Regions from separate parts of the Homo sapiens genome. Here region 1 is linked to region 2. The links are chromatin loops, found by intact Hi-C in ENCODE. Cell type or tissue: gastrocnemius medialis. All regions are shown on one strand. Each heading gives the region's core, and the rest is flanking DNA. Links, peaks and the distances in the headings are about the cores only. Region 1 has its middle 90 kb from the start of MCHR2. Region 2 has its middle 140 kb from the start of PRDM13.

Evidence for each region. Hi-C counts contacts between places; a loop is a spot of excess contacts. Peaks named below come from ENCODE experiments on the same cell type or tissue, not always from the same donor. Only the 100,000 strongest peaks of a DNase experiment are listed, where the experiment ranks them.
Region 1: it touches region 2 in a loop (3-fold over the local background); 1 of 110 quality-filtered maps calls a loop at or near these places.

The regions. Positions count from the first base shown.
Region 1 is chr6:100,081,917-100,087,311 of GRCh38, forward strand. No RefSeq gene overlaps it. Among named protein-coding and RNA genes, the nearest start is that of MCHR2, 90 kb to the left of the region's middle. In gastrocnemius medialis, for the core only: no CTCF peak of the experiment used is centred there; no DNase peak of the experiment used is centred there; H3K27ac peaks cover 1,932 bases.
Region 2 is chr6:99,743,852-99,749,246 of GRCh38, forward strand. No RefSeq gene overlaps it. Among named protein-coding and RNA genes, the nearest start is that of PRDM13, 140 kb to the left of the region's middle. In gastrocnemius medialis, for the core only: a CTCF peak has its summit at 2,632 (motif pointing left); a DNase peak (open chromatin) is centred at 2,550; H3K27ac peaks cover 635 bases.

The DNA.
Region 1 (5,395 bases), core at 216-5,215, 340 kb after region 2:
GCTGCCTCCCTCATAACAACGGAGTGAACCAGCAGATAAGAGATAAAGTGTGTGAGCTACAAAATGTCTGTTGCTTCACCCCCAAATCTCATCCAAGCATCTCCCTGAAAATATATAAGAAAGGGAATTCCAGGAAGTGTAGTTTAGCCTTGCCAAGCTGACACATCACAAAGCCACCAGAGGGCAAAAATTAATTCCACTGAAATTCACCTAGTCATTCACTTAAACATCCAATAATTTTTTTGGAAATTGACTAAGTGTTTTATCTAGAATAATATATTAGAACAGGGGTCCCCAACCTTGTACCAGTCCATAGAACTGGGCCACACAGCAGGAGGTGAGCGGCGGACCCAGTGAGCAAAGCTTCATCTATATTTACAGCTGCTCTCCACCACTCATGTTAGCCTGAGCTCCGCCTTCTGTCAGATCAGCAGCAGCACTGGATTATCATAGAAGCACAAACCGTATCGTGAATTGCGCACTCAAGGGATCTAGGTTGCATGCTCCTTATGAGAATCTAATGCCTGATGATCTGTCAGGGTCTCCTATAACCCCCAGATGAGACCATCTAGCTGCAGGAAAACAAGCTCAGGATTCCCACTGATTCTATATTATGGTGAGTTCTATAATTATTTCATTATATATTACAATGTCAAACAATAGAAACAAAGTGCACAATAAATGTAATACACTTGAATCATCCCAAAACCATCCCCCACTCCACCTACGGTCCGTGGAAAAATTGTCTTCTGTGAAACCAGTCCCTGGTGCCAAAAAGGCTGGGGATCACTGTATTAGAAGGGGAACTAAAAATATTCTTTAAGTGTAATAAAATTTCTCTACTCACTAGCTATTAAGATATATCAAAAAGCTATAGTTGATATTACCACTATAGACAGAGACAGGCCAATTATTCTAGAGAAATTACAAAAAGATAACCGTGTGTATATAAAAATTTTGCCTAAAATAAGACGGGTATTTTAACTAACTGAGCAAAATAATGATTTTTTCAACAAAGGATATTGGGACAATATTTTAGCCACTGGAAAAAAAAATTAATCCCTATCTCCATCCTCATACAGAAATCAATCCCTTATGAATCACAAAATTTAAATGCAAAAAGTAACATAATAAAATTATTAGAATTGAGTATTTTTCTAGGCATGTTATGACATAAAAGCTATAAGTGTAAAATTGACTACATAAAACTTTGACTATATAAGCTACAAATTTTCACAATTAAAGAATACTATACACAAAACTGAAAGATAAGTAAAAAATTCAGGAGATTATTTTAATTAAATATGGCAGACAAAATTGACCATCCTAATATGTATTTTTAAAAATATGATCTTTAAAATCAATAATAGAAAAGAAGATGACTAAGGACATAATATACTGACAATTCACAAAAGATTAAAAATTCACATTAATATTTTAAGCTTTACTATTAACCAAAGAAACATAAAGCAATTAAATATCATTTTCACTAAGGTGGACAACAATGAAAAAGTTGATGAAACTTGGTGTTTGCAACAGTAAACAGTGTTAGCAAAGTAAATGAAGTAGATCATGCATTGTTTTGGGAGTAAACTGAAAAAGCTCTTCTGGGGGGCAGTTAAGTAATATGTATCAAAAATATAAATGAATAGTCTTTTTGTCTCAGAAACACCACACCTAATAATTTATCTTCAAGAGACAACTGCACCAATCTGTCAATATGTATACTGAAAGTTGTTTATGGAAGTTTTATTTATAATAACAAAACATTACAAACATTGTATATCCATCAACCTAAATGTACATACATCCAATATAATTCTATGCAGTCATTTAAACGTATTTTTGACATTAAACACTCATAATATATTGTGGAATGAAAATATATTGCATAATACGATCCTACATATGAAACTTGGAAACACAATTTTATATGTGCTTATGTATGCACAGAGATGGAAGGATGCATACAAACAAGCTAAAAGTGGTTGAGTGGAAAGCTGCCAAGTGATTTTTAACTTTTGTCATTTTCCTTTTTGATCTTTTTATTAAACAGTAAATAATTGTAATCTTTACAGTGAGCAAAGCAATACATTATTTTCATTTCAAGTAAAAATGCAGCTGTATTAAAATATTTTTAACTTCTTTTGGCAGATGTTCAAAGGCATAGAAACAATTTGAGGACTGGTAACATCTCTATTGGGTCATTTATGCCACTTCCTGGGTTAGTATATATTCAATTCCTATGGCTTTCAAAGAAAATATGACCTGTCATAAACACCAAATGTACAGAGGCAGGATAGATTCTCCAATATCTGCCATGAAAGAGCATCAAAAATAGATTCTGATTTGCCTGTCACTATCATGAAAAGTAAAATGGAAAGATTACTTGGTGTTTAACTTCAGACATCTGATATCAATTGGGCAGAATCCATCTTTCAGTTTAGAGTCGTTATCCCTCAGCCTGCTTTCAGGCCTAATCCCTTTTAAAAAATCTTAACAGTTTCCAGAGTTTGGTCTTTTTCCAATTTTCAGGACGTAAGCCTTTGGGAAAACTTTAGATCTAATCTTCCCTTACTGCCTTTCCCTTTCCTAAAAGAACAGAGTATTTCTTCACATGTTGGATTTTTGTGGTTATCATTTATCACTTTAGGCTTTCAACCACAAGTTCACCCATTATTTTGTAGACTTCTTAGTCTTTGTTGCAGTGTATAGGAGCATTCTTAAAATAGTTTTCTAGACTAGGACAACCTAAAAAGTAACATAAAAAGCTTTGGAATTATTAAAAATGATCCAATGATAAACTCCAGTGATGTAAATAAAAACAAAGCATTATATACGAGAGACATGGTTCTTTGAGCAATGAGTCATGTTATAAAATATTGCATTCGTGCTATATGAGAGGTGAGCTGTGTTTAGACCAAGGAAAAGTAATAGGCATACCCTGATTGATTTTAACAAGCCTTTAGATTCTCCTTCACCACCACCACCTACTCACCTCTTGGCAGTTTTGTCTATAAGCTAAAAAGATTAAGTCTGGACCTACCCACTGGTAGTGGGTGCATAACAAGCTGAAAGATTACCCATTAAGAATTGCTCCTCAGGAGCCTCTCAAGGGCTGATTTCATTTAATAGCTCTGACCTGGATAAAGAAATTGAGATTTCATCACATTTGCTCATGACACTAAATTAGCTGGGGCACATAACACCTTCTAGAATTTCCTTGATATATTTGAGAATGGCTTATAGACCATGTTGCAAAACAGTTCATTTAGGGACTAACTTAGGCCGCTCTGGGATGGAGAAAATCCACACATATGCAGCCAAGTTCTGAGAGTCTTATCAATCACCGTGAGCACTAGGCAAGAATGCAGCCTTTATGAAAAATACAAGATAAAATTTCAACATATCCAGAAAATCATTCATCCTTGATTCTTGGCACTGGTTTCTATATTCTCTTTTCAGTGCAGGAATGAGAGTGAATCTGGGCAGGGGATTCAAGTTGATTTAAAAATGAGAGAAATAGATCCTTTGAGAAGAAGCTAATAATCTTGCTTTACTTGCATTAAAGACTGAGAAGATAATATCTTTGGGAGACACTCACTGTATCAACAGAATTTGGCTAGAAAAAAATTAAGCTAAACAAACACTGGAATGGACCAAAAAGAATTATTGAAGTATTTTTGTCCTTTGAGATCAATTAAATGAAGAGAAGTGGTCATTTGTTTGGAAGTAACAAGGTGAATTGCAATCCTTTTGAAGTTCATTGCCTGCTCAGAGATTCTAGCAAATAACTTACTGTGTGTAAGATTGAAAAATGCAAGGAATTTTGAAAATGTAATACACATTAAATTATTTCAATAGATAGCATTCTTTTGTCAAAACATTGGGTTCAATTAATATCTCTCAATCACCAGTGATATTCAAGACACTATATTATTGATTTTTTGATACAAAAATTTGTTACATTCATTGTAACTTCCTTAAAGAAACTTAAAATTTAAAAAAGAGCATAGAATATATATATGCTAATGTATCAAAGCAAGTGTGATAAGTACCTTATCACAAGATAATACCAAATAGTACTACAGTTTAATAAAAGACCAACTTCTTAAATTATAATCATGAACTAATAGCAAATGCTTGCATAACACTTACCATGTTTCAGTCATTGTTCTAAGACCTTTCCATAGAGTAGCTTATGTAATATTCATAACAACCCCATAAAGTAGTTATTGTTTGTACCCATTTTATAAATGAGGAATCTGAGGCATGGAAAGTGAAGTAACTTAACCATTCTTATACAGCTCTCTGATAATTAAAACTCAGAGAGCAGTTGGTCAATCTAGAAAACTGGCAGAAATTTTGACCAGCAAAGTTGGAATAAGATTAAAGAAAGGAAAGAGGACTCTGACAGAGCTCATCAAGAAAAGAGGGTGATGTTAAGAAGTGTGTATTAGGAAATGAGTGGTTCTAGTTGTCTAGGAATGGTGTTCTTATTATGTGAGACTGAAAAGAGACACTGGGCTAGATGGTGGTGGGTCTTGGATGTGAGAGCAAAGGGTTTAGACTTAATTAAGTAGTCACTGAAAAAGCAAAGAAGCTTTTAAAAAAGAGGCACTTTAGTAAAAATGGATTTGGCCGGGCGTGGTGGCTCACGCCTGTAATCCCAGCACTTTGGGAGGCCGAGGCGGGCGGATCACGAGGTCAGGAGATCGAGACCATCCTGGCTAACACGGTGAAACCCCGTCTCTACTAAAAATACAAAAAATTAGCCGGGCGTGGTGGTGGGCGCCTGTAATCCCAGCTACTCGGGAGGCTGAGGCAGGAGAATGGCATGAACCCAAGAGGCGGAGCTTGCAGTGAGCCGGGATAGCGCCACTGCAGTCCAGCTTGGGCGAAAGAGTGAGACTCCGTCTCAAAAAAAAAAAAAAAAAAAAAAAAAAATGGATTTAAGGAAGACAAATTTGTGACAGAATGAGAGAAGTGGAAAAATCAGAAAGTTAAAAGTTACTGATAATCTATAATTAAAATTATGGAAATTTACTAATTCCAGAAGCACTTGGGTATTTTTTATGATTTTGTAATCAAGAATTAGCGGTATGGAATAACACGTGCAATAACATTCTATTGACAGAACATTATTCCAGGAATGAAAAAAATTGGGTTTCTTCTGGCATTTTAAACCTAACTAATTTATAGTAGATGCTTGGAGACTTGTGTTGTGAAAGACTGTGAGGCCACCTCCAATGACAGGAAAGAGTGGAGAGTGCCCAAGTAAATGTCAGTGATGTTTCATCTGCACTCTTTGCCTTAATGCCTAAAGTTGTGATGGGTATGGAAGATTTATGTATCATTTTACCAAAGTTGTGCTCATGTTAAAGTTAATCCAAAT
Region 2 (5,395 bases), core at 160-5,159:
ACACATGCATCAAGAGAGCACGTAAAGATTTATTGCTCATATAATGAAGCTTTTTGGAAGATTAGGGCAGGCTCTTAGGCAGGTCCAAAAATGGCTTGAGAGTGCAGGGAAAGGAGACTGGTTTGTGGTTTATTGTGGTTAAAGGTTAGGGCTGAGGTGAAGGTTCCCACATGTGGGTTGGGGCTTGCGTTGTTTGAACATCCCACCAGTACCAAAAGAGGGAGTTTATCAGCTTACCCAAAAGTAGACTGGAAGGGGAAGAGAGTGTCCTGGAGCTTGAAAACTCTCTGTAGACAAACATCAAAAATTATAGATACAACCACAATTGGAAAGATAGATTTACAAGGAAACATTATATATGACCCTAAGACAATGATTTTGAAAAACTAGAGAAAATGAATTATTTCCTAGGAAAACACTAGTATTGATTCCCCACAAAATATAAAATCATGATGGACCAATCACTGTAGAAGAGATCAGAAAAGTAAAGATCTATCATTACAAAGGCACCAAGCCCAGATAGTTTTACTACTAAGGACTAGCCAACTTGTAAAGATCAGTTAACTCCTAGATGAAACTAATCTAGAATTATAAGATGACAAAAATTACATAAATGCAAAGTCATTGAAGAAAAGGTTACTACCAACCTAATCCAGCAGGATAGTAAAAGAAAAATCACTTCATAGAGTTTATTTCAGGAATCAAAGAATGGTTCAAGATTAGAAATCTAGCAATAGAAATATCCATACTAATGAATTAAAGGAGAGAAACCATCTAATTATTTCAAGTTACTTCAAATATGATAAAATTTAGTAGTTACTCCTTATAAAAACTCTAGGAGTGGATGAAAATAACTGAAACACAGTAGAGATGAATTACCCACAGTCAATAAAAACTACATTAATTGGTGAAATACTTGTGGGCACTTCTATTAGTAATTAAACACTAAATTACTTAGTAATTAGTGCTTGTTTAGAATTCACATTTCTGGTCCCTGGTCCCACCCTTGAGGTTCTTAATCAGAAGGTCTCCAACAGAACAGAGCTCAGTTTTCAAGTAACACTATTACATAGCATTGACTTAAAGATTCTTTATTCTTTAAATCTGCCACTCACAGTATTCTTTCAAGATTAGACACGAATTGGTAATTATTACAGATGACAGCCACTAATGCCAGATTCTTAAGTGGGAAAATGTGAGATGTTAGGTCTCTCTCTCTCTCTTTTTTTTTTTTTTTTTGAGGCAGGTCTTGCTTTGTCATCCAGGCTGGCATGCCGTGGCGTGATCACAGGGTTCACTGCAGCCTCGACCTCCCAGGTTGAAACAAATCCTCCCACCTCAGCCTCCTGAGTAGCACATGCCACCATGCCCAGCTAATTTTATTTTTTGAAGAGATAGGATCTTCCTATATTGCCCAGGCTGGTCTCGAGCTCCTGGGCTCAAGCGATCCTTCTGTCTTGGCCTCCCAAAGTGCTGAGATTACAGGCATGAGCCACTGTGCCTGGCCTGAGATGTTAGGTCTTTATGGGAGAAGCCAAGATGGAGGCGAGATTCGATAGGTCATGAACAAAGACAGAGCAGGTGGATGCTGCGTAGGGTGCAGGAGAATTATGGTCCAGGAGGCAAGTGGGAAGGGATGGCTTTGTGTGGACAAAAAGTAGAGAAATGCAAGAAATACATAGGACAATTTTTAGAAGTCCAATTCAAGAGTCAGAATGGTGGATAGATGACAAAAGGTGGTTGGTACAGCTCTTTTTGCTTCAGGAGTGAATGGTTTGACAAACTTCTTTAAAAATCGTTAAGTTTATCATAGTCGATGCAAATAGTAAATTCATTGCAGTCCAGGGGCTTCTGCTTGGCAATAAATTCCTCTAAAGTTATTTTTGAAGGGATGAGTCTTTGAGCTGTTGCCAAGGCTAGAAACAGTTTCCACTCTTGCTTTGATATCTTTAATGTGCTGACATTCGAATACAATATTTCAGATATGTGGAGAATGCAGGAAGGGATGGGCTGGGTATTGTGGTCACAGGAGTGACTGGATTGGAGCTGATGATACAAATGTGCCACTTCTTTGGGGATTCATGCTTTAGAGCAGTGTTTCTCATGATCCTGCTGTATTAGAACAACCTTAGATATTTCTTGAAAATTGAGCTCTGTTCTGTTGCAGACATTCTCATTAAGAATCTCAAGGGTGGGAGCAGGGACTGGAAATGTGAATTCTAAACAAGTTTCTCAGGTGTGTGTCCTAAGCACCCTCAAGCTTGAGATACTAGGAGAGATAAACAGCAGAGCAAATGTGCTCAGAGTGTTTTTTGTTTAAAATCTTGCTCCTTCACATTGTCTTTTTATTATGCTTTTATGTGATGTGTCTTTTATTCATAAAACACTTTTTATTTTATTATTATTTTTTAATACAGAGTGTCACCATGTTGCCCAGGCTGGTATCTGGCTCCTGAGCTCAAGCTCAGCCTCCCAAGGTGCTAGAATTATAGGCGTGAGCCACCGTGCCCAGCCACAATCTATTTTTGATGATAACAAGGAGTCCAGTTGTGTAATGTTCTTAGTCTGGTATCAAATTTGAAGACATGACTTGTAAACATTTGGCTACTCGACCCACACTGCCATCTAGTGAAATTTGTGTAAATTACAGCCAGCTGTAGCACAAGTACTTTAGCGTTGGGGAGTTTAGGGCTAGGCAATTCATGTATGATGCAAATGAATACACTTTCTGAATAGATGTCCTTTCACAGTGATTAGTCTCACTGTCAGGGGACCACGGCTATTACATTACAACGTTGCTTTGTAAGTATTTAGAATTTATTTGTTGGCTTTTTTCCCCCTTACATATTTTGTATCTGTCTGTTTGTCCATCCTAGTGGAGTTAGTTATAATTTGTTCAGAACATTATGAATAAGAACCCTAAGTACTTTCTAAAAATTTTACCTTTAATAAGTATGAGTTTTCATTGAAGTCAAAGACATTTTGTGAATAATTCTTTAAATACTTTTTGTTAATTTAAAGGGAAAAAAGGAAAAAAAACCCTCATATTAGGACATTTTTGAGAGAATACATACTAGATTTTAAAAAAATTGAAGCATATGAATTAATATTAGCATTTACATATTGTATAAGAAACATATACGTTTTAATAAAATTTACTATACTCTTACAATATTAGTATCAATCTGAAAATCTTCTAATATATGTTAGTAGTAAGTTGAATAAGATATTGAAATATTACAGATCCATAAGCTTAATATTATCTTGTGGTTCATGAGTAAAAACAATTATAGTTATTATTTAAGCTTTGTGAAAATATTCATGTGTATGGTTACATAGTCATATTTACGTATACATAATTATCTTATTACTGTCAAAGTATATGTAATGAAATCACAAATGTACTTCATTACTCTTACATAATTGCAGGTTCAGATATATAGTAACAAAAGTATTTAAGTTTTATAGATAATAAAGTATAATACAATCTTTTTCATAAGACATTTAGACCTAATAGAGATTGCTTTAATGATAGCTTATATTAAGATCTTCAGGTGTGGTGGCTCAAACCTGTAGTCCCAAAACTTTGGGAGGCCGAGGCCAGGGGATCACTTGAGCCAAGACCAGCCTGGGAAAAATAGTGAAACCTCATCTCTACAAAAGATACAGAAATTAGCCGGGTGTGGTGGTGCATGCCTTTAGTTCCAGCTACTAAGGAGGCTGAGGTGGGAGGATCGCTTGAGCCTGGGAGGCCAAGGTTGCAGGGAGTGGTGATGGTACCATTGCACTCCATTCAACCTTGGGCGACAGAATGAGACTTTGTCTCAGAAAAAAAAAATCTGGCTGTGATTAGGTTAACATCAAAAAAGTTCTGGACAAGAAAAAAGGGGTAAAGAGTCTTAACAGGGGTAATGGGATGAATGGTTCTCACTTCTTTATTTCCTTAAAATAGCTGAAATCCCAGGAATTGTATTGTTTTTTCTGATTTTAAAAGGATCACACACTGATGACTTTGTTTTGCTCCCTAGGTTTCCTGACACCTTGAAGATCACTTGGCACATTGTATGTGCTAAATAAATATTAGCTGATGAACCCGGGAGGCGGAGGTTGCAGTGAGCTGAGATCGCGCCACTGCACTCCAGCCAGGGCGACAGAGTGAGACTCCATCTCAAAAATAAATAAATAAATAAATGGATAAATAGTAAAAATATTTAGCTGAATGCATAAACGAATCATAAATGTTCAATATAGAGTGACTCCCTACTTTAATACTGTAGAGATAATCACTGTTAACAATTTGCTGTATATTTCTCTAAATTTTTAAATGCATACGTTAACCTGTATATTATCTTAGAAAAAAAGACTACATTCTATATACTTTTGCAACATTGTCTTTCGCTTAGCAATATCTATGCCAGTAGTAATATCTATATTTACCTCACTTATTGGACATATAGTATTTAATTATATGAAGATGAATAAGTCATCACATATCTAGTCAGCCTTCCTCTGGGATATTTGGTTTACTTCTGGTGTTTTTTATCTCCAAATATAAGCTATGGTGTAACAAACATCTGAGTAAATGTATTTCCATGTACAAAAATCTGTGTGTACAGTTGACCCTTGAACAATGTGGGAGTTAGGAATGCTGATCATCGTCCCCAACCCCGGGTCCCTATGCAGTAGAAAATTCATGTATACCTTTTGACTTCCCAAAAACTTAACTAATGGCCTACTGTTGACTGGAAGCTTTGCTGATAACAGAAACTGTCATTAACACATATTTTGCATGTTGTAGGTATCATCTACTGTACTCTCACAATAAACTAGTGAAAAGAAAATATTAAGAAAATCATAGAGATGAGAAAATATGTTTACTATTCATTAAGTGGAAGTGGATCAGCATAAAGGTCTTCATCCTTATTTTCTTCATGTTGAGTAGGCTGAGGAGGAAGAGAAGGAGGAGAAAGAACTGTTGGTCTTGCTGTCTTGTGGTGGCAGAGGTAGAAGAAAATTCCAGTATAGGTTGACTTGTGCAGTTCAAACCTGAGTTGTTCAAGGGTCAACCGTGTATATGTGTGTTTGTGTGTGTGTGTGTGTATAGATATATGAATATATATGCTATTGTTCAACTAGAGGACATATTCATGAAAGTGGAATTGCTGAGTCAAAGGGAATGTCCATTAAAATTGCTAAATATTGCTAAACTTCCCTCCGAAAGTATGTTAACAGTACAGGAATCCCTTTCCTCCAACACTTTTGTCAAAAGCAAATATAAATTTATCTTAATTGACATAGAAATGAATGGAATGATTATGATTATGATTATGATGAATGACATTTCTAATCTGAATATTCTGTGTTAAGAAAAAAATATCTGATGAGAAGGTGCTTA